4 separate regions of the Homo sapiens genome follow, and regions 2, 3 and 4 are each linked to region 1. The links are chromatin loops, found by intact Hi-C in ENCODE. Cell type or tissue: IMR-90. All regions are shown on one strand.

The links. A loop is a pair of places that touch in the nucleus more often than their neighbours do. Peaks named below come from ENCODE experiments on the same cell type or tissue, not always from the same donor. Only the 100,000 strongest peaks of a DNase experiment are listed, where the experiment ranks them.
Region 2: a loop joins it to region 1, with 5 times the contacts of the local background. A loop is called at or near these places in 2 of 110 quality-filtered maps.
Region 3: it touches region 1 in a loop (4-fold over the local background); 8 of 110 quality-filtered maps call a loop at or near these places.
Region 4: it touches region 1 in a loop (2.4-fold over the local background); 5 of 110 quality-filtered maps call a loop at or near these places.

The regions. Positions count from the first base shown.
Region 1 is chr1:214,656,193-214,664,192 of GRCh38, reverse strand. CENPF (centromere protein F) reads right to left here. Exons shown (of 20, transcript NM_016343.4): 18 at 6,784-7,260; 19 at 5,165-5,343; 20 at 1-602. The coding sequence ends at 399. Among named protein-coding and RNA genes, the nearest start is that of CENPF, 57 kb to the right of the region's middle. In IMR-90, CTCF peaks have their summits at 3,100 and 5,185 (motif pointing left); a DNase peak (open chromatin) is centred at 3,122; H3K27ac peaks cover 403 bases.
Region 2 is chr1:214,954,142-214,962,141 of GRCh38, reverse strand. The region is part of intron 1 of LOC124904510 (a long non-coding RNA gene); the gene reads right to left. Among named protein-coding and RNA genes, the nearest start is that of KCNK2, 120 kb to the left of the region's middle. In IMR-90, no CTCF peak of the experiment used is centred here; DNase peaks (open chromatin) are centred at 4,191 and 4,631; H3K4me3 peaks cover 371 bases; H3K27ac peaks cover 2,381 bases.
Region 3 is chr1:215,079,211-215,087,210 of GRCh38, reverse strand. It overlaps KCNK2 (potassium two pore domain channel subfamily K member 2), which reads right to left and starts at 4,474. Exons shown (of 7, transcript NM_001017425.3): 1 at 3,780-4,474; 2 at 533-843. The coding sequence starts at 3,825. LOC124904511 (a long non-coding RNA gene) reads left to right here and starts at 4,887. Exons shown (of 2, transcript XR_007066878.1): 1 at 4,887-5,121; 2 at 5,252-7,029. RefSeq lists an enhancer at 3,594-4,116. In IMR-90, no CTCF peak of the experiment used is centred here; a DNase peak (open chromatin) is centred at 3,410; H3K4me3 peaks cover 2,055 bases; H3K27ac peaks cover 797 bases; H3K27me3 peaks cover 386 bases.
Region 4 is chr1:214,805,806-214,813,805 of GRCh38, reverse strand. No RefSeq gene overlaps it. Among named protein-coding and RNA genes, the nearest start is that of CENPF, 210 kb to the right of the region's middle. In IMR-90, a CTCF peak has its summit at 4,750 (motif pointing left); a DNase peak (open chromatin) is centred at 4,725.

The DNA.
Region 1 (8,000 bases):
TATCATAAAGCAAAAGTCTACATTTTCCTAGGAGCTGTTAATTAGAAGAATAAAATGTGTTTTGCATTTTTTTAGTGTAAAACCCACATACAAACAGAGATTGTGATATAGTGCTTGTCATTTTAATTGTAACATATTACCAAAAAGCTTTATATACATAGCTTTATACTATTTACATTGCAGTAGAGGAATGGCAATGCTAACAGGTGATCAGTGCTTCCAAACTTTTTCAATACCTACACATGGGAGATCTAAAGAGTACAATATATTTAAGACTTCTAAGGAATTGTTTTCTCCTCACTAATAAAGCATGCCCTGACTAAAGAGAAGTCCTGTAGGCACAGCCTTATCTATTCAATGACTGGCACCTCCCAGGGGTACTGACACACAAAGTGCCTTCACTGGACCTTACAGTTCTCACTGCCGTTGGACTCCAGTCCAGCTTTGGGGCTGGGGACAAGTCGGCCTCGCTTGACCCTCAGGCCCTCTCTGGGGCTGTCAGTCGGACTTCTCTCAGGAAGATTATTGACTGGGACGGATTTCGTGGTGGGTTCTCGGAGGATGGTGCCTGAATCTACTGGGCTCCGCTGAGCAACTTTGACCTGCAACACAAACATCTCTGTTAGAGGTTCAATCACATTCACATTTCCACAACATGAAAAATAAAGCACTATGTCACTAAGTTTTAAATTAAGTTCTTCTTCTCTAGGAGTTATATATAATTGAAGTATTTCCTCTTCCTTGAGAACAGGCCCCATCTAACAGAGAACTTAGGAGGATACCAGGTACAACCTCTAACCAGTCATCAGACGTCCCTTGGCACCTCTGATGGCAAAGACTATGCCCTATTTACCTATGTATCCCTAGAGCCCACAACATGCTTGACCACATGGTACACATCCAGTGAATTCCTAAGTGAAAAACCTGCCTCTGTTGTCCTAACTAGCCATTCCTGTTGTTTAAAACAAGTGTAACCCAAATGAGTAATACTACCTCCACAGGGTGGAAAATTTTAAAATGACCAAGGACCAGTTCAGGGTATTTTAATCATTCTCCCTTTATGGCTGACTGTTTCCATATTGAATTTGGACTAGAGCAGAAGGGCAGCTATCTAACAATAAAGTCCGGAAAGAATAAATCCCCTCTCAAACATCCTGCCTTTTAAAGGAAAGAGATATCTCAGAAAATTTGAGACTTTAAGTAGATGAGAGAGTAAGGTAACTGGTGAGTGAAGATTTTTTGAAATTGGGTCAGGCTTAGTGGCTCACATCTATAGTTCCAGCTACTCAGGAGGCTGAGGCAAGAGGATCGCTTGAGCCCAGGAGTTTGAAGCTGCAGTGAGCCGTGATAGTGCCACTGCACTCCAGCCTGGGGGACAGAGCAAGATTTAAAAAAAAAAAAATTGAAATTTATATAGTAGTGAAAAAAGATACACGGTCAAAAAAGAGAAAAAAGTGCAAGAAAAATGAAGTATAGGAAAGCTTCACCTAAGCAAAGTTAAAGGCAAGAGTGGAAGATTCAAGTAGGAAGATCTTTCAAAGAGAAAGGAGAAGGGCCTCTTGCATAATGGACACAAGGATCTGTGTCCAGCACAGTTGCTGGGAAGTAACTACGTGACAGACACTCCCTGAGCAACTGACTTCCAGGGATCTCCTTCTGATGCAAGAAGAAAAGGGAATGGAAATTATTTTCCCATTTATATTCTTTCCATAGGAAGCATGTGATTTGAAAAAGGCAGTTAAATACTTTTCATTACATGAAACATAGTAAATCTGGCCAACAGATCAAATCCCAGGAAAGCTCACTTCTCCCTCAGAGTGTGTCCAGGACACTGAAAAGACGCAGCCTTGGAAGGTCAGGACTTAATGGAAAATTACCATCCATGGAAAGTTGAAGGAAAAAAATAAAACAAAGTTTTGCTGGTACTTTTTTTTTTTTTTAAAGAGAAATAGTGATTCCAAAGACAAGGTTTCCCTGGAACCCACCAGATGTACAAGAAACAAATCTTTAGGTTTGCCATTTAAAAAGAGAGAGACAGATAGCCCATAGGAAACAGAAAGTTTGAGCCTATAAGCCTCTTTATCCCAATCAAATGGCTAACGTCCACTCTTTCTGGCTTCTCCCCTCTAGACTCAATTTCTGATACTGAATTGAGGACACTTTAGTTGTGATCAGAATTTAAACTGTGGATTTGACCCTCCTGTTGGTTAGTTAGCTTCAGAATGGTCTATAACCAGACAAAGTCAAATTCACCAAGTATTTAATCTATTAAGATAGTACATCCTCCTAGAATAACACAGGGGAGGGAAAAAAAAAAAGTGCAAGCATACCCTAATTGTCTCATAAATGATTCTGCAGTAGCAACAGAGAGAGGGCAAATATGCATGTAGTTCAGTGAAAATGACCCTCACAAGTAGGAAAAAATGCAAGATCCCCACAAAACTAACACCACCATCCACGATGGGCTCTACAGCTTACTGGCCAGTCCTCTGGAACTGATCACAAAGCCCAGGTTCAGGAGATCAGGTCTACAAGCGCTGTCTCCCTTGTTCCCAACAAACGAGGGGTTCCTGAGCTAATCCATCCCAGTGACATAATAGAGAATGATCCTTACCTAATGTGCATTTTGCCAGTTTTTTCCCCTTTGAACTTGTCAGATGTTACTAAAGGTCTTGCTAAATGACCTAGGAAACTGTCTCTCATAACCCAGCCAGTCACCTCAAAGGAGAACTCACAACCCTGAGTTTCTAAGCAACTGCTTTGGGAAATAATACCTCATTCTAGATTTTTAAAACTAAGTGATGTAATACGCTTAACAGATGAGGCAGCAAGCATTTTACAGGGCAACTCAGAAAATGCTGAATTAAATTAAAAATTACTGGGCTAGGTTTTGAAGAGTTTGAATCTAATCATGAATTCTCCTATAACTGCTCTCAAAAGGTCCCTCTCCTCATTTGCAAGTGCACAAAATTGCTTAGCAATTCATAACTGCTGGTGCCTACTGAACAGCATGTAGCTAATGCACTGAACAAAATCTGCAGAAACCATGGTTACTACTCCCTACTCAGCAGATTCAACAGCAGTGAGGAGAGCAGGCCCCCTAGCGTGCAAAGCTCTTTTTCCTAGATAGTAAGTCTGAACGCCGCATGCAAACTGCTTTTACCATCAGTTCTTCGCAACAGAAAAAAAATGACTTGTGATGATTTCATAAGACCATTTCCTAGCATGCCTTTATAAACATCTATTAATGCAATCACTTCAGGACATTCACAGTTCCATTCATTCAGTGAATATTTGTTGAATGTCAGACACTGCATAGACATAAACTATAGATGTAATCAGTAACCTCACAGAACTCAGATTGCAAATCAGAAGACAGATATTTAAACAAGAGATTACAATAAAGTGAGCTGCCTAAAGACAGTGGAGGCATAGAGTACCAGCTATATGTCATGGTTTTCTAAGAGAGTCAAATACTTCGTTTGATCTCCAGAAGTGTGAGACAAACAGGAATGGATGTTACTTTTTACTGAGGTTTGGGAAAGGGTGGCTCCCAGTCACCCTTCTGAGAAAATGGTATGGCCCATATCGGGACCCTAAACCTGACTTCTCCTGTATTCAGTATCCAGTGGATATCTTGTAGTTGACAGCTTTGGACAAGCTTGGTAGCTCCACGGTTTAGGGGCACTAGTTGCTTAAAAGAGAAGCTGTTCTCATGTTCATTGGAAAGTCAGTATATTCAGTATATTAAATATATATTCTCCAGTATATACTTCAGTATTTTGTTGTTGGCAGCATGCCAAAGTTAAATCCGAATGTGAGTAACAGAGAGAATTTGGTAGGGGAGGGGAGAAAAATTTGCACAAAATGGTAGACTATTTCTAATAAGAGTAACAAATGGGTCCACTTTAGTGAAAGAAAATCTCAGAGCATTCTTCTTCATACTTGAAGAAAAATTTTAATATAATGTATATGATGAACAAATTTATTACTAAGTATAATTCCTTAATGCTTATAGCTCTTATACATCAACAAAAAGAAATTTGCAAATCTGTTGTTGTGATGTTTAGATCAAGAAATCTAAATATATTGTACTCTTTAGATCGCCCACGTGTAACCACCAATGTGTTCATATTTGGTATCCCAAATCCTAAGAACGTGCTTGCTCACTTATGAATTATCACATTACACAAATAGGGGTTATTACACTTTCAAAGCTTTGTTTTCTGGTTCAAGGTTATCAGCTCGCATACTTGATCAAACTCTGACAAGTGAGCAATCAAGGTAAAATCACAGACTGTTCAAACTCTTTGAAGCTATTCCAGCAACTTCCAAAAATATCCCCCTAGTCCCCAGTCTGAGAAACACTGGTATCGTAGAAAGATCAAGACTGTGGAGTTGAGAGGAAGTAGGGGTTCACACTGGGAGGTTACATCTTTATGAGTCTCACGTTCTTCACTCTTTTATAATACCACTTACTGTGAGAGTTCAATAAAATGAGAAAGATAAATAAAATGCATATACTTTGCATACTTAAATGGCAGCTGCTGGTATGGATCATAGTAACAGGAATAAAGATCTGTTAAGCAAATATTCTCTATGCTCTACATAACATTTTCTGGGATGTTGTAGGGTACACAGAAGTCACTAAGATCCTGTTGTATCCTCAACAATCAAAATAGAGAGATCTATAAACAGAGTTCCTTTCCTTAGATATCTATTGAAATATGTGCTTTTTTTTTTTTTAAGAAAGTAAAGGATTAATAAAAACAATAAAGAATTAGCAGCTGGGGGCAGATAAGTGAGAGTAAAGTTTGAAACAAACAATGACTAATACCAGTGGCGAAAGGGAAAATTACCTCTTCAAATCCTTCATCAGTAACGCCTGAAACTTTCTTAGAAATCCACTGAGTTTTGATGTAACAATGCCATTTTCCATCAAACTACATATAAGCGGCCTGTTGACTGAAGGATGAGATCATGTACCCTGATACTGTAATGCTCACCCGGTCACTTGCTCACTACTGACTGACTTACACCACACCAAGAAGGTCAGACTTTTTGAAAGCGCTCCTGAATCGGGGGTGCAGTGTCCAATCCTCACCCAGGTACTACTGCAATTTTCTGGATCTCAAACAGTAGACGGATGTTGACAGTAGTTTACCTTTTGTGATCTGCTGCCACCAGCTGTTGGTTTGGAGGACTCTGCAAGATTTTCTTTGCCGAGACTCAGTGGGGATAGCGCTAACTTCTGTGCAGCCAGGCGGGGGCTGGTCCGAGTTGCCATGGTTGTTCTTCGCAGGATATATGGGCTAGTCTTTCCTGTCGGGATGTCAGCAAACCCTAAGGGCAAAAAAAATAACTGTCAGCACTGCTAGGTCCAATTCTATCTACAGTGGAAAAGATATTCATTAGGTGGTTTTAACAAGGATAATGCAAACTCCAAAAAATACTTTGTCCTAGCCACTGTGGTCAATGGATTACACTTCACAGTTGCCCTGGGAGTCACCAAATTGAATCAAATAACTTAACAGGTTTTTCTCTTATTAGAAACATAGAAAACAACAATGGGAGAAGAAGGGGAAAATAACACTACACAGAAAAAATTTTTTCTGCTTCTATCTTCTATGTAGATGTTTTATTTTGCATTTTTCTAAGATCTAAAGAATGCCAGCAGGCCTTATTGTAAAATTGGGTTGGGGAAAAAAGGAGGGTATAATGGAAAAATAAAAGATAAAAAAAAAAAGAAAGGGAAAGGGGGGAAATGTAAAATGGTAACAGCTACTTCAGGCCAGCACTCTCATGTAGGTGGGAGGAGAGAAACTGACCTTTCTAAAGGTGATTTCACACTCACTCACGTTGTCTCTTTCCACAGAAGGAAGTGACATGACTTTGGATGACCCAGGAAAGAAAGTCAATCCCAGGGATACTAAGAGTTAGTGTATCAACACACACTCCAGAACTGCATTCAGGGCTAACTAAAGCAGCATTTGTTTTTGTTTTTTTCACACTTTAACTACATATAAAAATTACCAGTGAGAGATAGATAACTATTTTTGGGCTAGAGTTACTCAGAACAATGCTTTTCAAACCATCAATGGCAAAGCATCAGTTTTGATATTTGGGGGCAGAGGGGGTTCGAAGAATTTCCAATGTGCTGTGGAATAATATTTTTGTATAATATAATGAGAACAAATCAATAGAAAACATGATATGTGCTTGGATGTTACAAAAATATCAAGTTGCTATGAAAATTTCTAAATTCCTACTTAATTACAATACATTGTTTCAGTTGGGAACCAATAACAAACAGTTCCTAGAATGGCACCAGTCCTTGGGCCAGACTTGGGGGAAAACCAAGATTAAAACAACAAAACAAAAACAAAACAAAGTGTAGTCAGTGGCTCCAGTCAGGGGGCCAGCATCACAGGGTGCACCCTCCAGCTCACCTGCTAGCTAGGTCAGACATGACCAACGGGTAGGAAACGCTGACGGGAGTCCTTAATTTAATAATTTTTTTCAGCATTCAAATAACAAATTCCAAACAGATTTTAGACAGCCATTTTTCCAATCTACCAGCTCTTTTGTTAATGTGACACAAGTAATTAGATCCTAGAGGAAAACATATGCCTCATCCATTTAAAAGCAGACTATTGCTTATGAACGTCAATGAGATTATTGCACAATAATGTAAAAAAGCAAATACTTTTGTCTTTTTATATGTGAACCATTATATGGAATTTCAAAAGAACACAAATAATTTTGTCTTTAAATTAGGCATACCTTTCTTTACAACTTCTGGAAGTCCCTCTGGCTCAAACTCAGTACCTTCCGTGTCTTCTGCAGGGTGAATACCACTCATGACTGCTTTCTTGCTTTTTTTAGAAAAGCTCTCTGGGGTAGCAGGTGTTGGTCCTCTACCATTCTCCCATATTCCACTGGATCTTTGCCTCTTGCCTGAAGCTTTATTTTGGCCAGATGATAACCTCTTTTCAGTAACAGAAGGGATTGGAGATGGTCCTGGAACAACTGGACCTAGCAAAGGAGACCCTCGGGAATCTTGTTTAGATTGCTGTGAACACAGATGGGCCACTTGTGTCTCTAACATCTCTTTAGCTTTCTCTAACTTTTCATGGCTTATAAGCAAGGAACAGTACTTATCCAAGTATTCATCTGCCTCCTTGGTTTTTTCTTCAAGAGTTTCTTTCAGTTCTTTGATCTCAGTTGTTAATTCATCGACCTTGGTATCCATAACAGTACCTGTCCAAAGTAAAGCAACACATCATGTGCAACTTGATGCTTCTCTAGTTAACAATGGGCATCGTGAAGCAGATAATCTTAGACGTGTTCTTTCTTTGATTTTTTTTTTTAAGAGGTTGGGGAGATATATCTGTATATGTTCTTATAGTTCAAACAACTCTTGTTCGGGAGGTATATCATATCAAGGCAGATATTCTAGTCCTGTGACACTCATTGGGACAGCTTAAATAAAATCCACCAAAGTCTCAAACTCATATTTCAGCCAACTCATTAAACGTTCTTGCAGCGTCAGTTATATCCAATCAAATAAATTCATTTTTTTACATCCTTATTTTCCCCAGTCCATTCTGTCTACCATAAGTGGATGAACAGAAGTCAGCAAAGATTATGAAGCTTCTGTTGTATGGCTTTGGGAGACAAGATTCTAACAGATGACCAGGCAAATCCAAAAAAACACTCTGAAAGCATCTGAAGGCAATGGAGGATCTGATGAAAAAGGGTTTGGGGGAACACTATAAAGGTGGGAATCTTGGTCAACTTGTAGCTGCCATGGGTGTATTAAATCCATTAGAAAAATCCCCTGAAGCCCCAATCTACCCTGAGCACTGTTTCCAACAGGGAAGACTGTTGACCCACATCCTGCTACACTACAGACCAGAGAAGCCAGTCAGATTATGCTTGTCATCATCTATCCACACGGTAAGCACATGCCACTCCAGGGGTATAAGTGGATAAAAGTG
Region 2 (8,000 bases), 300 kb before region 1:
TTGTGTGTGGGTCTTTTACATTTATGCACATCTTGTCTCACTTTTTGTTCAAAACTTTCTTTTTAAGGATGTTTGTATAATAAATAGCCTTGGACAATAACGATAATGCCTCTTTCTGAAGCAGAGGGAAGATTTATTTCCTGACTAGTACAGTAAAGACAATGTCTCCTTCCAGGGAAAAGACTGGACAGATTTGCTGGCATTCCCCTCCAGAATATCAGGGTTTCTTAAGCTCAAGTTTCCTCAGCTTTGGTACAAACCCACTTGTGTGCAGCATTGACCTGGGCTGCTCTGCATCACCCTAATGAGACTTCAGGGACAAGGGAAACTGACGAGAACATGCAGCTCAGCTGCCTGCTATACAGTGAGTAATAAAGTTATATCTGACCCAGGAGGCTCATGTCTTCTGCCAGCATCTATGAACTGGTAGAGTAACTTGTTAGCTTACACATAAGGTAATAGTTCAAATCATTCAAGGCACCGAGGAGCTGGTGGGAAGTCAGAAATTTTCCTAAGGAACTTAGGTTGAAGCTGGGACCTGAAGAATAAGGAGCCGAGGGTGGAGGTTGATTACTTCTGGACAGAGGAAACCCTGTGGCAGACCTCTGAAGGAATGGAGCATGGCACAACTCAAGAGCTAAGAAAGGACTGGAGTGCCCAGAGCACAGCAAGTGCTGCTAGAAGGATCTCTAAAGGAGGCTGCAGAGGTAAGGAGAAGCTTGATTATACAAATATGTAAGGAATTGAGAATATATTCTGAGACAATCCTCCATGAATTGTCTTCGAGTTGCAAGTACACATCTTGCAAGCTGCCTAACTGCCCTTTGTTCTGGACTATCATTTCAAGGATGTTTGTAATTAAACAACTTTGGAAGATAGAGATAGTGTCTCCCTCTGGAGCAAAAAGCAAGCATGCTTACTGCCCACTATAAAAGATTTGGGTAATCTTGGGCTCAGGGTTCCCCTTCTACAGTGCAATCCATTACATGTGCAGTTGTTATCTGGCCCTCTTGGCAGCACTCTGTAGGAACTGAGGCTCAGGGAAATAGCATGAGAAATGCTGATGCTTTGGCTACTGCTACTGTTCTAAGGAATCTGTGTCTTCTACCAGCCTCCAGGAAGCTGTGATAGACTAACTTGATAGCTTACAAGTAGGATGAAATCTCGGGCCCTTCACAGTTCTTGACAGTACTTTATTCAAAGAACACAAGATGTTAGACAGTGGGCTTTTATAGTTTCATATTTTGACTTTTTTTGGTATAGTAACCTACAAATCCCTAGAAAGTAGTGTCATAAATTGAGGAAATCAAACCATCCACTCCCAGAGTGGTATTTGGCACAAAATGAAACATAAATGTTAAAAATAATCATTGTTTTCAAGGAGCCTAGAATATTCTTGGCACAACCATAGACTGGTAGAATGGAAACCACATGGAGTTAGTGTATTCATTCCTGGTTCTGCCCCCATGCCAGCTGTCTCAGATTGTACAAACTACCTGATCTCATTTGCTCTTAAACCCATCATTCACTAAACAAGGATAATAGAACGTTTGTCACATAATTCACATAAAGGTGGAAAGAGATGATAACACTTTGATACAAATAATATATTTATCTACCAAACACCCTTTAAATCAGCCAACAGTGTCTCTCTTTGAGAAACTTAGCTGTTGATGGGCACTGATAAAAATATTCAAGATAAATTTGCTCTTGATCTAAAACTTTTTATTGTGAGGTCACTGGCAAACCATCCATCTATTTGTGACAACTTTGGTTTTCTCTTTCTAAAAGCTTTGACAAACTCAGGAAAAATGGTAAGACCAGATGCACTAGATGTATAAAAATATGGCCCACTTCCCAATTTCAGGTACTCGATACTTGAAAAACTATTTCAGTAAAGCCACAGGGACTGTCTACATCTCCAGAGGCACAACTACAGAAATGTTGAAAATGAAGCCATCTGCCAATTCCCCAAAACATGTTGAATGCCAGTTTCTTAAAATGCAAGGAGCAGGTAAGTTTTTTGTTTCTGTTTTTAAAAGCAGTGAAGCATCCTCATTCTCAAATTGATGAAACCTAAGTACTCACCAAAGCCAGGTCTAAGCTGCCTCTTTGTAGATTTCAATCTTCTACAAATTCTGAGCAAAGAAATTTGCTTTCCATTCTACTATGACATTTTCGGACATTTGCTTAAGATTATAATAAATTGTAAAGACCTGATAATTAAAGCCTCAATCTGGAGATAACATAACACTTTGGAGTGATTGTTTCTTTGCTGTTTTGTGAATGAGAATGATAAATCCAAGAGAAGATAAAGGACTTTGTTAAGGGAAGCAAGTCTGGCCTGACACCAGTGTTGGAGCCAGTACAAAACAGGCATTGAAATTGACTTATGGGACTTTCAAAACTCACCCAAAAGTCATTTCAACTATGGTACCTGATCCCTCTCCCTTCTGCCTCCACTTTATCCTATACATATTTTTGTCACAGCCTCCATATCACTTTATGCCACTTAGTGATTCATCTGTTGGTTTTCCTCCTTAAAACTAGAGATTGAATTGTATTTTACTATTTACCCTCAGCAATTAGCATAGTCGCTTAACAAACGTTTTTGTTTTTAGATTGAATTACTTAATGACTAAAATATAATAACTAGACTGATACATCACAGTCCAAAATAGAAGTAAAGAAATTATTATAAGAAAGCCATGGGATAGTGTTCAGACAGGAAACTAAAGTATTAAGGTAATATTGCAGCAAGTTGGGGTTGCATTTTAAAACTGTAATTAAAATTCCTTTCTCTTTCTTCCAAAAAAGAGAGTGTGGCCCCCAATGCTACTTAGGCGAGTGAAGAACAAAAAGCTAAAGCTTTTAGGAATGAATTAACAGCATTTGCAGTGACCTAGGTGAGACTGGAGACTATTATTCTAAGTGATGTAACTCAGGAATGGAAAATCAAATATCGTATGTCCTCACCAATATGTGGGAGCTAAGCTATGAGGACGCAAAGACATAAGAATGATACAATGGACTTTGGAGACTTGGAGGGAAGGGCAGGAGGGGGTCAAGGGATAAAAGACTACAAATGTGGGGCAGTTTATACTGCTCAGGTGACGAGTGCACCAAAATCCCACAAATCACCACTGAAGAACTTACTCATGTAACCAAATACCACGTGTACCCCAATACCCCTATAACTGATGGAAAAATAAAAAATAATAATAAAATAATAAACAAAGCTAAAGCTTCTTCCTTCTACCTTTAATTACGGGGAGCACAACATGGCTTTAGAATTGTGAAAGGCCAGAGAACCCCCAAGGGTTTCAAGACAGGTTCCAGCAGGGCAGAGTTACTGGACTCTAGACAAATAGAAAATGGCAGGTTTGTTCCTCATAGAATTCTAAGAAGTTTTCTCAAAGTATTTCCTCATTCCTCTGAGAGCTGCAGTTGGCCTGTGGGTCCAGCAGTCAGAGTTTGTGTCTAGGCTGAGCATCACATGCTCTTCGGGTGCCCCTGTGCCCAACTGTCCTCTTCTTCTCAGTGTTCTGGAGCCCCCTCCCTTGACAGGTGGTTGTTACTCCCAATTTATTCTCAAGCTTGTCAGCTAGGATTATTTTCCTCTATCATCTTAGACAGTTCAAGAGGTAATCTTAGCAAACATATTATCTAATCAATACAATCACTTTCAACTTTATGGTTTGTATACACAGTGATCCTTAATTCTAGCTAATATTTCTACAACCCCACTGCCATGTTCTGAATGTTTGTGACCCCCTAAAATTCGTATGTTGAAATTCTTACCCCCAATGTAATGGTATTAGGAGGTGGGGGCTTTAGGAGGTGCATAGATCATAGGCCTGGAGCCCTCATGAATAGGAGGCTGAGAGAGACCCCTCATCCCTTCTATGTGAGGTTAGAGTGAGATGATGGCTATGAGGAAGGGCCCTCACTAGACACCAAATCTGCAGGCATCTTGATCTTGAACTCCCCAGACTTCAGAACAGTGAGGAACAAATGCCTATTGTTGTAAGCCACCCAGTCTATGGTAGTTCATAATAGCAGCCTAAACTGACTATGACAGCCACAGAACCAGAATTAGCATGATTACAAGCTGAATACAAAAGAGAGAAGGTCGCTGATGAGTCAAGAATTATCCCCCAAATCCCTCTTTACCAAACAAGGGCAGAAATGTAGGCAGCATTCCATATTAGTGAGACAGAGTAGGATGTCAGGGGGTCGTTCCGGCATACAAAAAACCCACAGCTGAGAGGCAGTGAACATCGGGGAACCTCTTGGGAGGAAATAATGGCCAGTTATGGGAACTGGTTCAAAGAGGATAGGAGAAAAGAGTCCCAAGAGCAAGCTAGGATCCAGTGAACTGAAATACTACACAAGTGTTAAGTCCAGGTTCTCATTACAAGTAAGGGTTTGGACTCAAGAGACAAGGAAGGGGAAAGAGCCTATTTAATGAAAAAGGCACGGGTAAGAGCTCACTTCTTCTTCCTAAGCAGGAAGCCTGGGTTTGGAGACGGGAGTTCGACTCAATCTGCAACTGAGTATGAAGAAGGTGCAGCAGGAGACATTTGAGCTCTTGCAGAGACAGGATGTTGCACAACTTGCCACATGATGTTCAAAATATGCGTCACTATCTTGCCAAGGGCCAAACACCACAGGCAAATGAAAAACATATACCCATCTGTCTTAGTCTGTTCATGCTGCTATCACAAAATGCCTGAGACTGAATAATTTATAAGGAATGGAACTTTATTGCTCACAGTTCTGGAAGCTGGGAAGTCCAAGATCAAGACACCAGTAGATTCTGCGTCTGATGAAGGCTTGCTCTCTGCTCTCAGAAGGGCACTTTGGTGCTGTGTCCTCAAAATGGCCAAGGTGGAAGGTCAAAGGGCCTAACTAGTTCCCTTGACCTTTTTTATAAGGGCACTAATCTTCAGATTTAATCATCTCCTAAAGACCCTCCTCTTAATACTATCACATTGGGTCTTAGGTTCCAGCATGTGATTTTTAGGGGGACACAGACATTTAATCCATAACACCATCTGTTTTCAACATACACGCCCACAGACACCGCCCATCCACCTCTGCATAGAACCTCTACCTCATTGATCCTTTACCTCTCCCTTGAGCTTTGATGCATTTTACTCTGTTTTTCCCTTTTTCAGACCTGTGCCCCTCCTCAGCATACTAGCACTCAGTACATAAGAAATGGATCCTCTACCTAAACCACCACTGTAAGCAAGATGTTTGTCTCACCTCTAATGTGCCTCCAGTAAACTTTTTCTTAAAACTTCCTGAAACTTTAAGGGAGAGAAAACAGAAATGTTGTCCACACTTGCTGATGGGATTAGAGAAAATGCTTCTCCTCTTCCACACTTCAGGAATAGTAGCAAACCTCAGAGAACAGGGAAAACTCCCTGCTGAATTTAATGAGGTAAAGCCTCAGAATTCGGAAGTAGCAATTTAATTGGGGACCTCTGTCTATTCATTAGAATATTCATGAAGATGACAAAGTTTCTGAAAGCCTATAAGATAAATAAAGCCAATGATAGTCTCAATCTTAACGATAGAAGCATGCCCAGTGCTTACACAGTGCCTCATACACAATACATACTTAACAAATAATAGTTAAATTAATTAAATGGTTAAATGAGCCAATGAACGATCTATCTTTATTAACCTTTTCCTGGATTTTGCAACTGAAAAGTTGGGAAATTCTTTACAACTAATTAAAACCTGCAATTTAAACACATAGCTAATTCATCTATGTTGGGGACCATGAACAAATCTTATTCCTTCATAACACTGTTTTTACACAGCTCTCTTCTCTTTCATTGTTGGGTAAGTAAGCCAAAACCTTCATGTTCTTCTTAAGAATCTTGAGGCTGGGCACAGTGGCTCACACCTGTAATCCCAGCACTTTGAGAGGCCGACGCGGGCAGATCACGAGGTCAGGAGATCGAGACCATCCTGGCTAACACAGTGAAACCCCGTCTCTACTAAAAATACAAAAAATTAGCTGGGAGTGGTGGCGGGCGCCTGTAGTTCCAGCTACTAGGGAGGCTGAGGCAGGAGAATGGCGTGAACCCAGGAGGCAGAGCTTGCAATGAGCCAAGATCGTGCCACTGCACTCCAACCTGGGCAACAGAGTGAGACTCCGTCTCAAAAAAAAAAAAAAAAAGAATCTTGAAATACTGAGCTCCTAGTACAGAATCCCAAGCCTCAAATCATTTCCACATTCTCTCCCATTTCATCCCTCATAATTTTCTTCACTTTCATTTTATACCTTCCTCCGCATAGTCTTTGGTCAAGTATACAAATCATTGCATTAATGTGTACTTTCCAAATTCCTGATTAAAATTTAATTACTAATAAGATAATAGTAAAGTGGCAACAGATATTTTCTGCATTGCTTTTAAAGAAAGGTGAAGTAATTTATGGGACTTGGAGTTCCCATGAATAGCTTACTTTGTTATAAGTAAAGTTAATTATTCATCTTTTTATAAATAAAATCTAAAAATAAAATATGCCAGGAATAATGACAAATAGATTTGATTAATTTTGTAATTTATTCCATTTCAATGGGTCTGTCAAGATCTTTTTTTATTTTTTGCTCACTAATACAATTATATGCAAAGCCCAAACCATAGAACATGGAATTAATTTCCACCATTTCACTGTCATTATGATTATCATCATCAAAATTATTAGATTGGCCATTTTCCTTTCTGGAAAGGAAAACAATCCTTAAATGTGGAAAACAGTCTACATCCATTGAAATTCTTTCCTATACCGGTAACTTATATGCCCACTGGCTCTGTCATGTATTGGTATTGTTTTGTAAGGAGTATAAACAAGGGGCAAGGGATGCTGAAGTACAAAGTAAGTGACACTCCTCTCCAAGAAGTGGGATAAAACTCAGAAACCAGAATGGCCCGGTCTCTGCCCCCATTTAGTGTGTGGAAGAGAGACTTTCTCTTTTGTCTTGCCCTATGCTCAAAAGCCTTAGGACCAAAAGCAGTAATATAAGGTTTGTTAATTCTTCATTGAGTACCATATGGCAACAAGAGGACACTACCATGGATGTCAGCAATTATTACTAAGCCAATTCAGGCCACCACGTTACTCTTTTGGTATTCTTCTTCCATTAACTATAAGCAATATAAATCATTAATACCATATAATACACTTAAACACTTTTGCCCAATTTAAATTGAAGATAGTCACTGTTACAATTAGGGCTTTGGTCTTACAGACAGACATTCCTGCCTTCTATTCTTGTCATGACTACCAATGGCCAAGTGACCTTATGCACCTGACCTATACTCTGCAGGTCAGTTTCCTCTTCCATACACTGACACAGTCAGTGCATATTTAATCAAGGTCATTAATTTTAGGAAGTGCCAAGCACAAGTGTAGGAGCAGTAAAATACTGTCTTAAAATAGTAACATGTGTGCTTTTCTTTATATATAATCTTACCAATTAATCATTTCCTCAAGGAAAATTAGTTTTTTTCTATAACAAGGACAAAGAAGGAGAAACAATAAATTTGCTGGTTTTCAACAACTCACAAATAGGCTCTTAAAGCTCAAAGAACTAAGACATAGAGTGTTGTGGGCTGATTTATGCCCCAACACCTCCAACTCATTTGTTAAAGTCCTAACCCCCAGTACCCCAGAATGTGATGATATGTGGAGATAGGATCTTTAAAGAGGTAATTTTAGGCTAAATGAGGTCATTAAAGTGGATCCAGTATGACTGACTGTCCTTATAAAAAGGAGAGATTAGGGCATAGACAAGCCCAGAGGAAAGATCATGTGAAGAAACAGAGAGAGAGAAAATGACCATCTACAAACCAAGAAGAAAGGCCTTAGAAGAAATCCACCCCACTGACACCTTGATCTTAGACTTCTAGCCTCCAGAATTGTGAGAAAATAAATTTCTGTTGTTTAAGCCACTCTGTCTGTGGTATTTTCTTATGGCA
Region 3 (8,000 bases), 420 kb before region 1:
ATTGACCTGAGCGGTACCCATCTCAAGAGGGTCACATCATGAATTCATCTTTTCTATCTTATGATGGCCACTGCCAAGATTAAAGCACATTTCTGTATATTTTGTTTTCCTCCCCTTTGCCACAGCAATGTTTCTCAGTTGACAATGATTATCCTAACCATGAGGACCTTCAGCGTGGTAACCCCAACCCCATGGATGTCCACTGGCACTTCTAAGACAGGGCAAAGGGAAAGAAAGCAGGAAGACAACAGGAAAGAAATACAGAAGAACAGAAGCAGAAGAGGATGTGAAGGAACACTGGGAGAGAGAACTAAAAGAGGAAGAGAAGAAAAAGTGGCAGAAGTGAGAATATAGGCAGGAGAAGTGGAAATGAGACAAAGAAACTGGGGAAAAGAGCTATATGTTAAGGCAAATGAGGTGGGATAGGGCTCCCACCAGCACACCTGTAATACACTGGGCTACAAGTTGTCTCCTCCTATCACTTTATTTCCCATTTGGGGGAACAGAGTAACAACTCCTCCCATGCCATTACCTGAATGAGTTCATCCAGCTCCGTCGAATTGACACAGGAATGTTGGGATATGAATGTTTGCTTCTGGATCACAATGGTGGTCCTCTGTGAAATCTCATGAGGCTGCTCCAATGCTTTGAACACGGTGGCTCCGATGATCAGATAGAGGACAACCACCAGGAATATCGTGGAGACCGTCTTCCATTTCATAACATTAATGGTCGTGTCACTCTCCACCCGGGAAGCAAGCACTGTGGGTTTCGTGGAAAACGAGAGCCTCGGTTTGGAGTTCTGAGCGGCAGATTTAGGATCCAGCAAGTCAGGTGCCGCCACTGACAACAACAGAGAATGAGGGTTAGGTTGGAGGAGATGAGAAGGGAATTGGTCGGGCTTCTTCTTTAAGGGGTCAGAGAAGGTTGATTGAATTCCGCTCGCTCTCCTAGTGGAAGCTCTGGAACCCAAACCAGGAGTGCTGTCACTAGATCTCAGGACCACATATATGGGTTCAAGGAAAGGGGGCTGGATCTGTGCTCTCTGCTGCTATTGGAGTTCAAAATGAGAGGAAAAAAACTGGAGTCGAACCAAGAAACTTCAAAAAAAGAAAAGAATGCCTGAGGGCTTCTTAATCAATTTCTAAATTTACATCTGTCCACTGTGCCGGTCCACAAAGAGATACTGAACTCCTAAGAGTTGATGGTACTTAACTAGATATTTGAATACTCAGGAAGACGGCTCATGGTTATTCTCGTTCTCAAGAACTTTATATCACAAGCAAGCAATATAAAGAACATTCTCTATTTTCATTTTAAAATTTATTACAATAAATGAATTGCATTATAAAAGAATTTGTGATCCAAACATTGTTACTCAAAATAAATCATTCATCATTTTCTGGTAAAACATGGTGGTAAATAAACCACTCGATGGTCGAATCTTGTCTTTTTGCCTGTCCTCCAAAGTGGGCTCATGATGAAACATTCTCTGTATTTTGTTTTTCAATCTTGGACATGTTTTACCAATAAAAGTTACTGCTAATCATTGTGTCAATCCTAGGCACAACCTAGAGAAGACAAGTAACTTCCTTTTCAAATGTGAACAATATCAAGAAAAAAATGAAAACCGTGGCTCACACCTTGACTGTCTACATGCTCTGTTCAAAGCTAATTGCTCCATTAGAGTGGATTTATATGGTTCCCTAACAAATTGCCATATAGTCGGAGGTGACTATAAATCCATTTATTATTTATCACAGCTGTTCAAAAATATCATTAATGGATTTCTTTTTCAAAAATATAAGAGATACTAGACTTCTACTTGCTAAGAGGAAAATAAAACACCTACTACAGGACATTTTGTGGAAAGACAACATTGAACTAAAAAAGGTTAATAGAATGGCCGAAAAATAAGACTTTTAAAAACCATCAACTCAAACAGAATAATCAGCTTAAAGTCCATAATTGCTACAGATTTCAGTAAACTTGCTATCGTGTATATAATATAGATTATAAAATGATAATCTTATCTAAAACACACTTTCAGGTAAGTATATAAGAAATCTCCATGGAATTGCACTCAAATACCCTACAGGCATCTGAAATTACTTCAGTATGAGAAGCTAATAAAAAATGCCAGTTTTCACATGGCTACCTACCCTGCCCTCTTACCTAACACTGTGAGTTAATTGTAGGCTACCATAGTTTTAATTCATAAAATACATCTGTAATTCCCCATCAAAAAGAAGCTTTGCAAACAAAGATATTTAAAACACTAGACCTAAGTAGTGTTGTAAAATGATGGCAGAAGGCAGGATCCTCAGTCAGCAAAGCTCCAAATGGATCTGATTTGGAAGAGATGAAATTAGAGCTGTGATGAGGTTTCTGTACCCATGGCTCCAAGTGGAGATTCCATGTACATATAGCTTATTACAGCAATTTCCTAAGGTTCAACCTACTACACAGAGGAATGCACATGTTTCTCTCCTGATACATTCACCTGTTCCAAATAAAGCCACAAGCTAGTAGATACCTTTAAAATATTTATAAAGACACCTTCACTCAAAATTAGCACTGGGCATGTGTTTAATGCTATAATTAAAAAAAACTGTTAAAATGGAAGTGCTGATAATAGCTAAAATCACTATAATCTGCAGACTCCCCACAACCTCCTAGCTGCTTAGTGAGTCTGAGTGAAAAACAAAAGTCATAATTTAAAATTTAGCCATCTTTGGAACAAAAACAACAAAAAAATCACATAGAAGTTCCACAATTATCTCTCTAAATGAAGATTTCCAAGTCTCTCCTCCTCAGATCTCTGTGCTCTCCTATTTGTGATTTTTCACATCAGTGGTTTACACTCTGCAGAACCAGAAAGCACTAAGACTGTTTACCTTGATGGCACCAAATCCCAATCTGAAATTCCATTAAGACATTGCCACATGGCCATTATATGCTTTTTGGGGAAAGGGGCAGGTATTTTTAAGAGTGTGTGTGTGTGTGTGTGTGTGTGTGTGTGTGTGTGCATTAACCTAATACATTTCCAGAAGGAGTTTAATTCTTTTAAGCTGTTGCCTTATTTTTTAATTAGCAGAAATATATGTAATGTACATTTGGCAGACAGAATGGACAGAAACTGATGAAATACCAAAATAATATTTTTAAAAAATAAAAGCAGACTTTTATCTTTAATACAGGGAACCTCTTGGTTTCCACCTCCACGCCATTTGATGTATGATCAGGGAGAGAAGCTGCCCCTTCCACACACACTCAGCACCGTCACTACCCACTCCCCTCCCCCAGCTCATCACAGTCTTCTGTTAATCCCGGTCTTCTGTTCTCACCCAGATATGTCTTCGCTCCAGCGGCGACTGACCACTGAATAGCAGCGGAAGCAAGCTTTTTTCAGCACCACTGCCTGTCCCACCAGGCAATGGGCAACAAGTGTGACCGGGGTCACCATGAGTCCTGCCTGCCGGCTACTCCCAAGGGCTGACCCTCCTTCTCCATGGGAAACTCCCCCAAGGTGTTCCAAACCCATACCTCAGGCAGATGCAAAAACCCCGGGCACCGGCGGGAGAGGGGGGAGAAGCGGCGTGGAGAGGATCTGGCAAGGGTTTGCCTCCAAATCCAGATTATGACCCAACACTTTGGACGCGAAGCGAAGATGGGAAACGGCCGCTTGCTGAGAGGGGGCATTTGCAGTCCTCCCAGAAAAGGCTGGGGCAGGAGAGCGTGCGGCCAGAGGGGTGGGGGTACCGGAGGGGGGGTCTCACCTCCTGCTCTATAGCCGGGTCTCTCCCGCGAGGCGCTGGGAAGCATGAGGCATGCAGCATTCAAAATGTTTTTTGAAAAAGACGGACTTGAAGCTTTTTTTTACAAACACGCCATTGTACTCACTTCTTATTCAGAGACGGGCTGCGCGCTCCGAGCTGCACGGGCAGGCATTTTCCCCGGCTTTGTTTTACAAGGTGGGGAGAGCGGGGCTGGACGCGGGAGGGGGCGGGGGGGGGAGCGTGAGAAGAAACGAAATCGCGGGAAGGAGGGGACACCGGCGGGCTGGGCAGAGGGCGAGGCGGAGGCCAAGTTGGGCTTGGGCGCCGCCGCCCCCGCGCGCGCCTGCTGCCGGGCCCGGGTCACCCGGAGAGCGCGGGCGACCCGGGTCCCGCGCCTGCCCGCCGCCGCCGCCGCCGCCGCCGCCGCCACGCGCTCAGCCCCGGGCTGCTCGCTGGCCCGGCCCCGGCACGGCGCGGCGCGGGGGCGGTGGGTGCAGCCCCAGCTGCCGTGCGCCCCGGCGTCTTTGTGCGCGAGCCTCGTTCAGCCCCTCTTCGCATGTCTTTGTGTGTCTCCCCCCGCAATGCCCTCCGTGCCCCGCGGGGGGTGTGTGGCACGGTCCGGGCGCCCGCAGCTCTGCAGCCCTCCGCTGCTCTCCCTTCCCGGCTCGCTCCTGTCGCCCCTTGCCGGCTCGTTTCCCTCCTTTCGGAACTCCCTCCTCTTCGCCTCCTCCCCCTCCTGTCTCACCGCCAGGGCTTGCTTCCCCGCACCTCCTCCTAGCCCTACCCTTGCCTGCGTCGCCCCTGCAAGATGCTCCCTTCTAAAGATCCTCTCTTCCCTCTTCCTGGGGGCACAACCCCTTGGCTCACCTGCTGCCTCCTCCCCTCTCAGCCCCTTCCACTAACCCCCATCCCCACCCCGCAAAATCCTCACTCTCGCTGTCTGGCATCCACATCACACTGCGCTGCATCCTATCTCCTTCCCGACCAGCGTTCGGGGTGTGGGACCGGGTGTGGGACCAAGCTCTGGGACGCGAGTCCTTGGACCCCTGCACTAGGGCGTCCTCCTCGCCCTCGTGGCCCCCCAGACCTGTACAGGGAAGTGTCCCCGTTGGCGCCTTGAGAGCCCTGGAGTAGGGGAGGTAATGAAGACCCTGGCTTCTTCCAGTCTACACCTTCGGGAAGGGTTAAGGAGTCACCAGCTCGCCCCACTTCACCTCCGGCGGTGCTGGACATGAGCTGGGCGCTATAATCTGCAGAACGTCCGGGACCGAAAAGGATGGGGAACGCACCTGGAGCCAGGGCGAAGACATCTAGAGATGCAAAGGGAATGGAAGAAAACCCGGTTAGGTTCTCTCAGAGCAAGACCCCTTTGCTGGAAACATAGGTTTCTAAGCGCGGTGGGTGGGAGCAGCAGGGTGGGAGAACTCAGACTCCAGCCTGAACTTAGCGCTCCCCGACCTCCTCCCCATCAGGATCCGTATTTGGCAGGTACCAGACCCCGCCCAAACTCCAAGACCCCGGCGTAGGGACAGCCAAACTCGCAGCGACAGGGGGACGGAACGGAACCCACCAAGGAGGGGAAGAAAGCCAGGAGATCAGACGTTGCTGTCGTCGTAATAGGCGAATTCTCTAACAACACACGTGATGTAGTGGAACTTCAATCCGTTTCTAAACTCTCTTCCTTCCCACTTTCTCAGCGGGAATCCCCTGATGACCTCCACCCTCCCATCCCAACTGCTGTTTGCTAGAGTTTTTCTTCCATAACTGCTGCTCGGCCAGATTGGAGTATTTTCCCAGTTACAAGAACTTCTTAGTGAAAAATATAGACGTAATTGTAGGGGAAAAAAAGCTTGTAAATCTTTTGCAAAACTGTTACCGTCAATGATAAAAATGCAATTTTTTCTAGATTCCAGAATACATTCAGCACCTCTTTCCCCTATTAAAAAAAAATCTTCCTAATATCCTTCCTGCTGGAATTCAAACACATTTTTCTCAACTTATGTGCTCAAAAGTAATACAATCAGATGTCCTTTCTAAAATGTGAATCTGATCCTCTCACAATCCTTACAAAGTCTCTAGGTCACCTATAATGTGCTTCCTGATCTGGCTAAATCTTTTTCATTCTAAGTCTTCCTGGGCAGTTACCTTCCCTCAGTGCACACACCACACACACACCAACTTTACATGACTAAGGTATTTTATCAGTAAGGTTCTCTAGAGAAATGGAACATATGTACACACACACACACACACACACACACACACATTTGCGTGTACGTGTGTGGGGTAACAGATTTATTTTAAGGAATTGGCTCAGGATGATGGGGGCTGGAAGGTCCCTCTGAAATCTACAGGGCAGCTCTGGCAGGCTGGAAACTCAAGCAAGAGTCGATGCTTCAGTCTTAAGGCAGAATTTCTCCTTTTCCAGGAAATCTAATTTTTGGCTCACAATTGCTTGTGATATAGGCCCACCAGCATTACCTAGAGCAATCTCGTTTTGAAGTCTTACTGTAGATGCTGAACACATTTATGAAACACCTTCACAGCAACACTTAGATTTTAGATTCGTGTTTGATTAAATAACTGAACACTGTAGCCTAGTCAAGTTGACACATAAAACTAACCATCACAGGTGTTACCCTGCAAATCTCCATGCTGCCCAGAAATTTCCCTGGAATCCTGGCCAGTCAGGTGTTTTACTATTTGCTTCCCAGGTCAACTCGTCTTTCATCTATCTTTATACTTGTCACATGATGTTTTGCTTCTTTAAACTAGATTGTATGCTCAGTGAGGGCATAAACCATATCTCTCTGTTCACCATAATATCTGCAGTAACTAGCATCTGCTGCTAAATACGTGTTTGATAAACATCTGAGTGAAATCGTTATTCCTACTAAATAGCTGACATTTTCTTATATTCACCTGGTCTCCCTCCAGGTATTTGGAACCAGGGTATACCCTACATACATGAGAAATGAGATGAATTCACTATATTCTGAATCATTTTCTACCCTGTCTCATAGGCTCTTTGTTCTCCAGATGAAATTTCCTCAAATTTTTTTGAATATTATTTTCATTTTTCCCATTTTGTTCGCAATTCGATTATTCTTTTTCATTCCCCCCTCCGAGTTTTCTGCAAATTTAACCGCATCTTGCCCAGCACTAGTCCTCTGTCAAACTGGCTAATGCTTACTAGACTGGGAGATTAATAGTTTGAATATGCCTGTTTAATAAATTAAATATGTTTTGATATATGCTTGCATAGCGCTTCTGTTTTTCCAGACTCATGGAACTTAGGTCTCATCATGAATCCCAAATGCTGGATTGCCATCTTCCCTGCTTTTTGCTATCAATTCATACATAGCAGTTGTCCTCCACATTCCCCTTTGTATTATTTTCATTATTAGGCCCCACATTCATGTAGGGTGCTTGGGGGTTGGGGGAGAAGTGATGTAACTTACAGAGATGTTAAGATAAAAAGATAAAATTTCAGACTGTAACATTAACAGGAATCATCCCAACAAGCCAAATGCTCAGCCTCACAAATAATTTGAAAGAATCAAGAAACCACCCAGTCCTCCCACAGTCTGCCCCCGTTAAAAGCCCTCTTGTTCCAAATGTAGACTTACTCATGCTGTTTGAAGTAAGAGGGAAAATAATGTAGTATACTAATTTGTATGTCATTGCAGCTGGAGGAATGAGGAAATAGGATGGTTTATCCCATTTAGCTTTATTCCTGCATCACTCAGTGATATGGTTTGGATTTGTGTCCCTGCCCAAATCTCAAGTCAAATTGTAATCCTCAATGTTGGAGGATTGCCCTGGTGGGAGGTGATAGGGATCATGGGGCCAGACGTTCCCCTTGCTGTTCTGATAATGAGTTCTCATGACATCTGGTTGCTTAAAAATATGTAAGCACTTTTAATATCTGCAGTAACTAGCATCTGGTACTAAATATGTGTTTGATAAACATCTGAGTGAAATCATTCCTTCACTCTCTTCCTCCTGCTCCAGTCATATAAGATGTGCCTGGTTCCCCTTCACCTCCTGCCATGATTGTAAGTTTCCTGAGGTCTTTCCAACCATGCTGCCTGTACAGCCTGAAGAACTGTGAATCAATCCAACCTCTTTTCTTCGTAAATTACCCAGTCTCAGCTAGTCCTTTATAACAATGCAATAATGGACTAATTCACTCAATATATATAAGCCCCATCGAAAGTA
Region 4 (8,000 bases), 150 kb before region 1:
CAGGTAACATCTAAACCAAGTAATCTAAATTAACATCACCAATAATAGGACATCTCACTCCCTGATATGATGCACTGAAGAGGACACAGCATCACCTATGGTATTCTCACCAGCATTCCCATAAAAAATGCACAACCTCAATCTAATCATGGGAAAACGCCAGACAAGCCCAAATTTTGAGATAGTCTATAAAAATAACTAAGTGGTACTCATCAAAAGTATCAAGATCATGAGACACAGGAATAATGTGGAACTATCACAGTAGGGGAAGACTAACGAGATAAGACTAAGTTCAAGGGAAGTCCTAGATAGAATCTTGGAACAGAAAAAGGCTGTTAGGGGAAAAGGAAAAAAGAAAATGAGTGAAATTTGAGCAAGGCCTGTAGCTGAGTTAATAGAATTGTACCAATGTTAATTCCTTTTTTTTTTTTTTGATGGTTCAACCAACATGTTATTATGTCTTATTTTATTAGCTTTGACCATTGGTTTTGATCGCTGTCCTTTGGTTTGATAAGTTGTTAACATCAGGAGAAGCTTGGTGAAAGGCACATGTAAACTAGATACTATTTTCGCAACTTTTCTGTAAACCTAAAATTAAATAGTTTTTAAAAAGACATTGGAAATTGTCTCTTACAATATCCTGCTACGTTGGAAACAGGTTTTAAAGGAGAAGAATTCTGTGGTGAAAGAGCTTCCAAAAAACAAAGTAAAAGGAACTACAAACACGAAAAAGGAACTGCACATGGAAGACATGATTTAACTAACGAAACCCCCACACTTAGCCCAATGGCCGCCTTGTATCCTTAAGCCATGTCAGAGGACCTCTTCTGAGGGATGATGAGAGGGAGTAGACAGGAAATGACCTCTAGAGATCAAAGCATGTACTGGTGATGTCTGCCCACAAGATTTTTGTGAAGAGGAGGAAATATGTGAGAAAAGCCCAATTTGGTGACTGTTACATAAGCGGCTCTCAATAAAGTTTACTTTCTGAAGGGAAGGATATGAGTTAGTGTTTAAGCTCACCCTCATGTGTTCTCAGAGGAGAGGGGAGTTTTGTTACATTTCCAGTATAGCCATGGGAATAAAACATTCAGTCTCTCTCCTCGTTTTCCATTCTTCTTTGGGAGGAGGAATATCTTCTCTGAGTTTCAAAGTCACATAGTGACTAAAGAGACTGGGTCATTTAACCAGGGAGCTGCTCAACATCAAGACAGACTCCTTGGCCACTCGCTCACCACAGGCTGTCTGCCTTCGACGTCTGGGAGGAACCCTGGCTTCCTCGTCCAGAATATAAGTGAAGAGAGGCCTGCTTTGCCATGCTCATCCTCCTCCAGCTTTCCATCCACAAGTGAGTGGGTACGCCAGGATTGCACGGGTCCCAAGATCCTTTCTCAATGGGCAATCCTAGAAACAGATTAATAGACTACTGTCCAACCCTTTGATAACACATATATTTTTACCTCTGGTCTTGTCTTTATAGACATTCTCTTTGAACTTTAGAAAAGAAGAGGAGTAATAAAATCTAGGCATCAAGCTTGACTCAGAAGACTTGAATTTAGTGAAATTATGATATATGATCTTTGTCCAAGAGGGTTTCTGAATCCTAACCTTACCTGAATTGTCTATTTAAGATTTCTTCATACAAAAGAACAATAAAATCCAAGGGCAGGGATTTTACTATGTCTGAAAGATCTTGCTGGAATAGTTTAAATTCTAATCAATTTTGACTGCCAGAGTAGAAAAGGGGAATTTGAAAGTATATTAAAAGAATCCTTTGGCAGCTCTGTTTTAGAGATAAGTAGATCAATGAAGTGATTGTCATCCTAGGACAGAACCTCCACTATACTTACTTCCCCCAAAGACTGCCTCTTATATAATATTTAAAATAGTATTGAACAGCTTGGATGTATACAGCAGTTGGTAAATGCTGTGAGGAATACAAAAGATGCATGAATTGCCTCAGGAACTCACAATCTCATGGAGGAAATGACAGAATGACAAAATATATACTTAGATTAGCAAAAATCATAAAGAGTACTCAAGATCATGTGACAAAATGTGGCAGAACCAATAAGTGCCATAGGAAGTTAATGGAAGAAATGATCTGCATTGCCAAGAATATTTGGGGAATGCTCCGCAAGAATGTGAAAATTGAGATAGATTCTGAAGAATTTATATTTGCCATGGTCAAGACAAGCACACATCAAAAAATGGTGTAGTAGGCAAAATAATGTCACTTCCTCCCTCAAAGATGTCCATATCTCAGTCCCCAGAACCTGTGACTTACATTACCTTTCATGACAAGAGGGACTTTGCATATGTGATTACTGCTTGAAGAATGGGAGATTAACCTAGAATATCCTCATAGGCCCGCTCTAATTACATGGGCCTTTAAGAGCGAAGAAAAAGGCAAAAGGGTCAGTCAGGGAGATGGGAAGAGCGAAGAAGAAGCAGGAGAGATCTGGAGCTTGACAGCAACTTGACCCACTGTTGCTGCCTTTGAAGATGGAGAAAGAGGCCACAAGCCAAGGAATACAGGCAGCCTCTAGACACTGGGAATAACCCTCAGCTGACAAACAGCAAGGAAACAAGTCCTCAATCCTCCAATGACAAGGACTTGAACTCTGTCAATGATCCTGGAAACAGAACCTCCTCTAGAGCCTCCATAAAAGAATTCAGCCCTGCTGACAATTAGATTTCTATCCATTGATACTCATGGGAGGATTCTGACCTGCAGAACTGTAAAATAACAAAGTTTTGGTGCTTTAATCCACCAAGTTCATAGTCATTTGTTACAGCAGAAATAAAAATCTATACACATGGACACAGTTCCCACAGCTTACATAGAGAACCTCAGGCAAAAACATTAAGTTCTTATTTCTTGTACAGTACTTAGTCTATGCAGCCCCTTGGGAACACCATGAAATATGGCTGTAAATATACTGACCCTTCCTGAGGATCCTCAAATGGCTACCATGGCCGTAACTCACTTCTGAAAGTTTCCTGACATCTACATCTCCATGCACTGAACTATGCAGCCCTAACGCCTTGGAAGTAAATAAAGTAGGAAAGAAAACCTGATGTAAGGTGATCAAAGTAGTTCACCTGAAGCTTATCTGGTGATAAGTGACCCAGGAGAACGCTATATTTTGACACAATCAAATCCTCTATTTGACACTAAAAGAGTCATCAGACAGAGGGTTGTTGGAAAGAAGAGACAGAGAAAAATGATAAAAAGAAGGCATTCAGAAGCTTACAGAAGGCATGAGTACAACCAACAAGTTAGCAGAAATGTTGATATTGAAAGAAGGACAAAATGAGGAAACCACAGGAAGTTATTTGATGATGGTAGGAGCAAAAGAAGCAGAGTGTCCACAATTGTCCAACAGGAGAAGGAATCAAAAAACTCCTCTTACAGAGGGGGCATGAGAGAACAGGACTGCATGAACCATATTGTACTGGAATAAGCTTCCAGGCTCCATGAAGCCTTCTGAGAAAGTTTCCCATTGTTTATTTCCTTTCTTTGTAAACTTATATCAAGGCTTTTTCTCCTTGGGTGAACTGACATCTCTCTTATTTTGCAACCTGAAAGAACTGAACTAACACGCAGATTCACAAGACTCTACTTGCTGAGGGTGACCTGCTCTGCTGAATGAAAAGACAATTATTGCAAGGGACCCTCTTGACTTTTGACCTCTGTGGATTTCATTTATTATTGTCTGTTGGGTTATTTATTGAGAAGCTGGCTATGATTCCCCAAAAATTACTCTGATAACCAGCCATTTCAAACATCACAGAAATGAGCAGTTAGATTAGATAAACAGGAAATCAAAAACTAACTTTAATTCTACACAACTATATCATTTAGCAATTAAATATATACATAGTCATAGTCTACTATCATTTTCAGTTGTTTCAGGGTATTATTCCTCTTTCCTCTATTAAACTATAAATTGTTGAAGTGAGAGGATCTATATTTTGTATCTCAAAAATGCAGAATAATTAACTATATACCTAATATGTATGTATTGACCCATTGCCTATTGGAAGTTTTGACAAAATAATCTTGTTTCTGAGAAAGAGGATCAAAATTCTCATAGCATAATCCAAGACCATCTCTATTTCCTTTCTACCATGAAATGCTATCCCCCTTGACCCCTCTTCATGAAGGAATCTTCTTCTAAATGTTTCAGTTACAAGAATAATACCCCAGCAATAGCAGACATCAGATCTACTACTTGGAAATGTCTTTCCTTAAAAAAAAAAAAAAAAAAAAAAAAAAGGATCTAGAGTTACATTAGGTATACACATGGCTTCCTTACCTATCTTCCAGATACAGATAAATATAGCTACCATTTGCTGAACAACTATTATGTGCCAGTCATGGTGTATACATTATAACTAATCTTAACAAGAACTGTTGTGAAAGGAAGGCACTGGTCACTACTTTAGAGGTGAGGAGCTGGACTTCAGAGGGATTAAATTGCTTGGCCAAAAGTATTCAGCTCTAAATGGCTGATTCTAAGTCAGTATGTTCCAAGTCCTCATGCCTTCCACTTTCTCATGCCTACCTTATATTCTTTGTTTACTGATTTGAAGTGCGCAAGAAAGCAGACCCTAACTATCTCAGGAAGCAGGAAGCAGGGTTATGATTCCTACTTTAATCTGTCTAATTTAATTATCAAGTGCTCAAGGAAGGTCAGTAGTCTGTGCTATAGCTTTAAGGAGAAAAGGTTTGCATTAGGACCTGGTGCCACCTATTGGTTAATCCATGAGACCAGTGAGATAGTAGTTCAGTTTCACCTCTACTCCCTACCCCCAAAATCAACCAACCTAGAGGTCATGCACGAATTCTTTAAAAATAGAAGTCATGTCAAAAACTTTTCTCTCAGTTCCATTCTTTCCCACCTTCAGTCTCCAAAATCTGTGTTCAGCCAGTTGCCGCCATGTAAAAATGACTGAATTTAGAAATCAATTCCAGTTCTCCAATTAACTACTATAAACTCTGGGGAGGTGAGTTGGTTTCCTTGAGTCTGAGTTTCTCACCCACAAAATAAGATGATACCTGCCTTCCTTCATACCGAGTTTATTGTGAGGATCATATGAGACAACATATGAGAAAGTGCAGCATAAATAAGATAGCACTTTATTGACCTCATGTTATCGCCGCCTTTCATTGCCACCTATCACTACTTTTCATTTAAAGTTTGATTTCTGTGAGAGTGCTGCTCATATGCACATCTGCCCCGTCACTACTAAATCACAGATTTCCTAAATGTATTCTTGTCTGCCTATGTCAGAGTTCATGATCTCTTTTAGATTGTGAATTCCCAAGAAAATGGGCAGAACATAGCATCTTTATGTACTCATAGTACATACTACAAGGTTGCACATATACTGGGGTCTCAAAGAGATGTTTAATTTTTTCAAATATTGTTTCCTCAATGAGCATGTGGAAACAATAGTGAGATAGTAGTTCAGTTTCACTTCTAGTGAGAATCAACTTTGAAATGATTTATTGAGAGAAAAGGGATGACTTTTAACGGCAGGTAGTATTGGAGATCCAGAGGAGTAAGGGAGGTAATGTGAGTTTCAAATATACATGGTCATAAACTCTTTTGCGAAAGAACTGAGGATGGAAATGCTGAACAAATGATCCCCTTACATTTGTCCATAATTTTTTATTTTTTAAAATTTTCTGCACAAATACTATAATTATAGAGGCATTTTGGCTAAATCACTTATCCAAAAGTTACAGTGTACAGGCATGCCTCAGAGATATTGTAGGTTCAATCCCAGACCACTGCAATAAAGCAAATATTGCAATAAAGTAAGTCACATGAATTTTTTTGTTTTCCAGTGCACATGAAAGTTATGTCTACATTGGCCAGGCGCGGTGGCTCATGCCTATAATCTCAGCACTTTGGGAGGCCAAGATGGGTGGATCACCTGAGGTCGGGAGTTTGAGACCAGCCTGACCAACATGGAGAAACCCCATCTCTACTAAAAATACAAAATTAGCTGGGCGTGGTGGTGCATGCCTGCAATCCTAGCTACTCGGGAGGCTGAAGCAGGAGAATCGCTTGAACCCAGGAGGCGGAGGTTGCAGTGAGCTGAGATCATGCGATTGCACTCCAGCCTGGTCAACAAGAGCGAAACTCCATCTCCAAAAAAAAAAAAAAAAAAAGTTACGTTTACATTATAGTGTAGTCTATTAGGTGTGCAACTGCATTATGTCTAAAAAGTGTACATATCTTAATTAAATATGCTTTATTGCTAAAAAAAAAAATGCTGAAATCATCTAAGCCTTCGGCAAGTCATAACCTGTTTGCTGGTGGAGGGTTTTACCTCAATGTCGATGGTTGACCTGGGCGGTGGCTGCTGAATTTTCGGATGGCTGTGTCAATTTCTTAAAATAAGACAACAACTAGGTTGGCAATGTCAATTGACTTTTCTTGTCACAAAAGATTTCTCTATAGCATGTGACAATGTTTTATAGCATTTTACCCACAGAAAAATTTCTTTCAAAATTGGTGTCAATATTCTCAAACTCAGCCACTGCTTTATCAACTCAGCTTAATATTCTAGATACTTTGTTGTCATTGTTCACAGTATCTTCACCAGCAGTTGAGTCCATCTCAAGAAACTGCTTTCTTTGTTCATCCATAATAAGCAACTCCTCATCCATTCATGTTTTCTCATGAGATTGTGGCAATTCAGTCCCATCTGCAGGCTCCATTTTAATTATATTTCTCTCGCTGTTTTCACCACATCTGTAGTTACTTTCTCCACTGAAGTCTTGAACTCCTCAAAGTCATTCTTGAGGGTTGGAATCAACTTCTTCCAAACTCCTGTTAATGTTGACATTTAGACCTCCTCCCATGAATTATGAATGTTCTTAATGGCATCTGGAATGGTGAATCCTTTCCAGAAGGTTTTCAATTTCTTCTGCCCAGATCCATCAGAGGAATCATTATCTATGGCAGCTTACGAAATGAATATCTTAAATAATAAGACTTGAAAGTCAAAATTTTTCCATGATCCATGAGCTGCAGAATGGATGTTGTGTTAGTAGGCATGAATGCAACATTCATCCTCTTGTGCATCTCCAGCAGAGCTCTTTGGTGAACAGTTGCATTGTCAATGAGCAGTAATCTTTTAGAAGAAATATTTTTTTCTCAGCAGTAGGTCTCAACAGTGGGCTTAAAATATTCACTAAACAAATCTATAAAAAGATGTGCTGTCATCCAAGCTTTGTTGTTCCATTTCCAGAGCATAGGCAGAGTAGATTTACCATAATTCTAAAGGGCCCTGGAATTTTCAGAATGGCTAGTAAGTACTGGCTCCACCTTAAAGTCACCAGCTTCATTAGCCCTTAACAAGGGTCAGCCTGTTCTTTTAAGCTTTGAAGCCAGGCATTGACTTCTCCTCTCTAGCTATGAAAGTCCTAGACCCCCTTCCAATAGAAGGCTGTTTTATTTACATTGAAAATTTGTTGTTTAATATAGCTACCTTCATCAATGATCTTAGCTAGATCTTCTAAATAATGCTGCAGCTTGTGCATCAGCCCTTGTTGCTTCACGTTGCACTTTTGTGTTATGGAGGTGACTTCTTTCTTTAAATCTCAAGAACAAAAACTCTGTTAGCTTCCAACTTTTCTTCTGCAGCTCTCTCACCTTTTTCACGCTTCATAGAATTGAAGAAAGTTAGAGTCAAGACTGGACTGGACTTTTGCTTAAGGGAATGTTGTGGCTGGTTTGATCTTCTATCCAGACCACTAAAACTTTCTTCAGATCAGCAATAAGACTGTTTTGCTTTCTTATAATTTGTCTCCACTGAAGTAGCTCTTTTAATTTTTTTCAAGAACTCTTCCTTTGCATTCACAGCATAGCTGACTGTATGGCACAAGAGGCCTTGCTATTGGCCTATCTCAGCTTTTGACAGGCCTTCCTCACCAAGCTTAAGCATTTCTAGCTTTTGATTTAAAGAACGATATGTGA